Linked DNA regions of Homo sapiens: region 1 is linked to region 2. A link is an interaction called in ENCODE POLR2A ChIA-PET data of the cell type or tissue named here. Cell type or tissue: Panc1. All regions are shown on one strand. Each heading gives the region's core, and the rest is flanking DNA. Links, peaks and the distances in the headings are about the cores only. Region 1 has its middle 39 kb from the start of AAK1. Region 2 overlaps AAK1 (AP2 associated kinase 1).

The links. Peaks named below come from ENCODE experiments on the same cell type or tissue, not always from the same donor. Only the 100,000 strongest peaks of a DNase experiment are listed, where the experiment ranks them.
Region 1: POLR2A ChIA-PET joins it to region 2 with 12 read pairs; 19 of 35 experiments call an interaction of 5 or more read pairs at or near these places.

What each region holds. Positions count from the first base shown.
Region 1 is chr2:69,681,200-69,684,117 of GRCh38, reverse strand. It overlaps a transcript of ANXA4 not described here. Among named protein-coding and RNA genes, the nearest start is that of AAK1, 39 kb to the right of the region's middle. In Panc1, for the core only: no CTCF peak of the experiment used is centred there; no DNase peak of the experiment used is centred there; H3K27ac peaks cover 2,186 bases.
Region 2 is chr2:69,631,418-69,634,335 of GRCh38, reverse strand. The region is part of intron 2 of AAK1 (AP2 associated kinase 1); the gene reads left to right. Among named protein-coding and RNA genes, the nearest start is that of AAK1, 11 kb to the left of the region's middle. In Panc1, for the core only: no CTCF peak of the experiment used is centred there; no DNase peak of the experiment used is centred there.

The DNA of each region.
Region 1 (2,918 bases), core at 126-2,625, 50 kb before region 2:
CTGTTAATACTTCTGAGCTCGCAAATCACAATCAAGGAGATCCACAAAAATGAAATAATTCAGTATATTTAGCAGCTTTTCTCTTTAATTTTACTTAGCTGATCTTTAACATAACACAACTTAAAACAATCAACTCTTGTTATGCTGCATTCTCTTACCTGGAACTCTCTAAGTTGCCCTTATGCATAGTTCCAAAAAAATGTGAACAATGTTTATGGGTTTTAATCCAGAGGCCCTGAGCTAGGAGATATGAAATCTAGGTTCACCACCGCTTTGTTCTGCCATAACCAGCTGTGCAATCTGGGACAAATTCTCTTGCCTTATTTGTTCACATCTAAGTGTTGTCATAAGTTCCATCCAAATTCAAGAGAACAGAGTAGTACATTACCCAGCTATCTTTCTAAGGGCTCTTGGCTGTCTCCATATACTCTCTAGTAGATGTGTGAGTGTGCAGGTATGTATGGAGGGACAGACTGAAAAACAGTCTGAGTTGGGAGTCTTGGTAGGAAGAGGAAAAGGAGGAGGAGGAGGAGGAAGAAGAAGACAGCGCATATCGTTCCTCTTTGGTTTCTCAGAAGAGGTAATTTCAAAACAAAACTAAGCCAACCTATCAAAACAAGATAATGACAAGGGAGAAAGTAAAGGTTTTTGGCCAAATTCATCTCACAATCATTCTTCCTGTCCCCACAAAGCTATCTGAACTGAGATCTTATTAGCAGACTCCATTTCCAGTAAACATCACTCAATTAGAACAAAAACGGGAAGCTCCCACATGTAGCAGCTGGAAAGAGTCCCAGATGCAGGAAGAGGTTTGTATGACATCATCCAGAGTTATGCAGTAGGAGGGTCTGCAGATTAGAAAATATAGCTCACCTAAGAGTTCTTTTCACTGGGAACTTTTAGCCGCATTTAGCAGGCCTGAGTTTGTTAGAATATATGTTTATTGACATATGTGTGTTTATTTAACCCATATGTAGGAATGTATATACTTCTTGGAAATTATTTAAATGCTAAGGAAAACTTTATTCCTGTCTCTCTGTGTGTATAAACACTTAATTAAAAGACCAGAAAAAAATATAGACAAATACTATTATCCTTGTGCATGTAGAAAAATTTTGTTCCTGTTTTAAACAATAACGTGGATATTTTAGTAAAAATGATACATGCTTACTGTAAAATATTAAACAAATTAGAAAAGCACAAAGAAGATCATAAAAATCATCTGACGTCTCAAGACTGAGAAATAAACACTGACAGCATTTTGTTAAGAACTCTCTAGACCTTTCTCATGCCTGGAGATAGATGTTCACTCTTACATGAGTGGCATGTTCTTGATTTGCTGCACTGTATTTCTCCTTACTTCTCAATGATGTCATTCATCTCTTTAAATGTCACCAAATATAGGGATGTAATGTGACTTCTAAGGACCTCATAGTTTTCCATTTTATTTTGTTTATTTCATATTTTCATATACTTAGTCAATTCCACATTAAAAAAATACAGTTGTTGAGAAAGAACTTGTTAAGCTTCAAAAGAACCATTACATAAAGAATGTGAAGTTATATAAAGAAACTCATTTACACAAGAATCTGTTTTAGTTGTCCCTATTCCAAAAGCTTGAAATAGTGTATGTAAACAATGAGGTACTGTAAACATGTAAAAGGGTATCTTTATTATTACTGAACCATTAAATAAAATTAAATGTTTTAAAAAGCAAGGATGAATCATAAAGTAAAACTCAATAGATTCCACAACATAGAAGAAACGTAAAATATCTTAAAGAAAATTTAAAAAAAATTTATTGAAACAAATGGAAATTGACATAGAACGTACGAAAACCTATGGGATACAGCAAAAGCAGTGCTAAGAGGGGAGTTTATATCAATAAACACCTACATCAAAAAAGTAGGAAGATTTCAAATAAATGATCTAAAGATGCCTTCAAGGAACTGGAAAAGCAAGAACGGGCCAGGCATGGTGGCTCACTCCTGTAGTCCCAGCACTTTGGGAGGCTGAATCAGGAGGATGGCTTGAGCCCAGGAGTTTGAGACCAGCTTAGGCAACATACTTAGGCAACATAGGGAGACCCTGTCTCTACAAAACATTAAAAAAGTTTAGCCAGACACAGTGGTGCACAATTGTGGTCCCAGCCACTTAGGATGCTAAAGTGGGAGGTTCACTTGAGCCCAGAGGGTCAAGGCTGGAATAAGCCATCATAGAGCCATTGTACTCCAGCCTGGGCAACAGAGCAAGACCCTGACTCAAAGGAAAAAAAAAAGCAAGAACAATCCAAACCCCAAATTAGTAGAATAAAATTAATAATAAAGATCAGAGCAGAATTAAATGAAATACAGACTTAAAAAACAATACAAAGGATCAATGAAATGAAAAGTTGTCTTTTTGAAAAAGTAAGCAAAATTGATAAATCGCTAGCTAGACTAACCAAGAAAAAGGAGAGAAGACACAAATAAATAAAATCAGAAATGGGCCGGGCACAGAGGCTCATGCCTGTAATCCCAGCACTTTGGAAGGCCCAGGCAGGTGGACCAACATGGTGAAACCCCATTTCTACTAAAAATACCAAAATTAGCTGGATATGGTGGCACGTGCCTGTAATCCCAGCTACTCAGGAGGCTGAGGCAGGAGAATTGCTTGAATCTAGGAGGTGGATATTGCAGTGAGCTGAGATTGCACCACGGCACTCCAGCCTGGGCAACAGAGTGAGACCTTGTTTCAAAAAAAAAAAAAAAATCAGAAATGAAAAAGGAGACATTGTAACTGATGCCACAGAAATACAAAAAATCATCAGAGACTGTTATGAACAACTATACACTAACAAACTGGAAAACCTAGAGGAAATGAACAAATTATTGGACACATACAGCCTACCAAGATTGAATAAGAAAAATATGGAAACC
Region 2 (2,918 bases), core at 295-2,794:
ACATTGGTTGAATGACTTCTTCAAAGTCATATTGGCAAGAAGTAGCAGTGAATGAACTTGAACCCGAGGCTCCTAGCTACAAGTATAGGATTCTTCCTTAAAATTCTTCCTTGTACAAAGGATCATCAGTATCTTTTCTCATAACATTCTTTTTATATATATATTTTTCAGACAGAGTCTTGCTGTCGCCCAGGCTAGAGTGCAGTGGCACAATCTTGGCTCACTGCAACCTCTGCCTCTCAGATTTAAGCAATTCTCCTGCCTCAGCCTCTCGAGTAGCTGGAACTATAGGCATGTGCCACCACACCCAGCTAATTTTTGTATTTTTAGTAGAGGTAGGGTTTCACCATGTTAGCCAGGCTGGTCTTGAACTCCTGACCTCAAGTGATCCACCTGCCTCAGCCTCCCAAAGTGGTGGGATTACAGGCGTGAGCCACTGTGCCCGGCCCTCTCATAACATTGTTGACCTTTAATAACCAACCCTTCCCAGCTGAATCTCCCTGTGAGCTTTTCAAGTCAGATAATGCTTCCATAGCATTTGAAGGTTGCTTACTGGCTTAGTTCCTCTGGGCTGCTGTAACAAAATATCAGAAACTAGGTAGCCTATAAACAATAGAAATTTATTTCCCACAGCTCTGGAGGCTATGAAGTCCAAGATCAGAGTACCAGGATGGTCAGGTTCTAGTCAGGGCCCTCTTCTGGGCTACAGACTACTGAGTTTTTTTTTTTTTTTTTTGAGACAGCGTCTCATTCTGTCGCCAGGCTGGAGTACAGTGGTGCGATCTTGGCTCACTGCAACCTCTGCCTCCCGGGTTCAAGAGATTCTCCTGCCTCAGTCTCCCAAGTAGCTGGTACTGCAGGCGCGTACCACCATGCCCAGCTAATTTTTGTGTTTTTAGTAGAGATGGGGTTTCACCATGTTGACCAGGATGGTCTCGATCTCCTGACCTCATGATCCACCCACCTTGGCCTCCCAAAGTGCTGGGATTACAGGCGTGAGCCACCGTGCCTGGCACTGCTGACTTCTTGATGTCAGCAGTGGAAGGGACTGCTGCTTTCTGGGACCTCTTTTTGCCTGTTTTCTTTCTCTTTTTTCTTGGGGCCTTTTTTTTTTTTTGAAACAGAGTCTCACTCTGTTGCCCAGGCTGGAGTGCAGTGGCGCGATCTCGGCTCACTGCAAGCTCCACCTCCCGGGTTCATGCCATTCTCCTGCCTGTCGGCTGAGTAGCTGGGACTACAGGTGCCTGCCACCATGCCTGGCTAATTTTTTTTAATTTTTTTATTTTTATTTATTTTTTTTATTGAGACGGAGTCTTGCTCTGTCACCCAGGCTGTAGTGCAGTGGCCTGATCTTGGCTCACTGCGAGCTCTGCCTCCCGGGTTCACACCATTCTCCTGCCTCAGCCTCCCGAGTAGCTGGGACTACAGGTGCCCACCACCATGCCCGGCTAATTTTTTGCATTTTTAGTAGAGACGGGGTTTCACCGTGATAGCCAGGACGGTCTCGATCTCCCGACCTCGTGATCCACTCGCCTCGGCCTCCCAAAGTGCTGGGATTACAGGCGTAAGCCACCGTGCCCGGCTTTTTTTTTTGTATTTTTAGTAGAGACGGGGTTTCACCATGTTAGCCAGGATGGTCTCGATCTCCTGACCTCGTGATCTGCCTGCCTTGGTCTCCCAAAGTGTTGGGATTACAGGCGTGAGCCATCGCGCCTGGCGCTAGTTCATTGATTCTAAGAAAACAAATTTGAAAATTAGGTGATTTGCCTAAAGTCACACCGCCAATTAGGCCCTTCTGAGCAACTCCCAACTACTGTCTCTTCCCACATTGGTCAACAGTCATTTGTGCTACCTTGGCACTACTAACATTTTGGTCTGGGTAACTCTTTGTTGTGGAGGGCTGTCTTGTGCACTATGGGATCTTTAGCAGTATCCATGGCCTCTACCCACTAGTTGCCAGAATTATATAATACATACACAGCCTACTGTGGCAATGAAAAATGTCTCAACATTGCTAAATGTCACCTGTGGGGCAAAATTGCCTGTTTTAGAGAACATGTCTAGTTCAGCATGTTTGTATATGTTCTGGTCTTCTGTTGGTAAAGTTGAAGTAAGTATTGCAATATTTTTGGTCTTTTTTGAGGAAGAAAATGGTCTACATAAATAATTCAGATGTTCTGTGTTTATACCCAAAGCAAAAAAGCCTTTTATTTGCTGTGAATTTAATCACTCAGGAATGATAAACTATTAGCTTGTAAGGTGATACTGGCTGTAGCATTTTATACCTCCTTTCTCCCTTTTTTGTTTTTATTATTATTGATCTATTATTTTTATTATTTAGCCTATTATGTATACTTTATTTATTTTTGAGACAGGGTCTCACTTTGTCACCCAGTGGGGTGATCTCAGCTCCCTGCAACCTCCGCCTCCCGGGCTCAAGCGATCCTTCCACCTCAGCCTCCTGAATATCTGGGACCACAGGTGCGCACCACCACACCTGGCTAATCTTTGTATTTTTTGTAGAGGTGGAGTTTTGCCATGTTGCCCAGGCTGGTCTTGAACCCCTGGGCCCAAGCAATCCACCTGCCTCAGCCTCCCAAAGTGCTGGAATTACAGGTGTGAGCCACTGCACCCTTAAAACAATCCCACTTCTGTTGAGTCACAAGTAATTGTTAGGAAAGAGGATTCCTTTTGGAGGAGACTTCCACCTTGGCAGAGGACAAGTTCCTGAAATTTGAAGTTTCATTTGAGGTCTGCTGTGGGTGAATCAGTTTGAGCTGGTCAGTTTTCTCCTTGGGCTCTGTGTTAACCTTGGCAGACAAGGAATGGCAGTGCCAACTGAAGCTTTGTTATTTTTGTCAAAAAACAGAGATTATTGGACCAAAGAGCTCATGGTATCTATTATTATTATAGAAGGC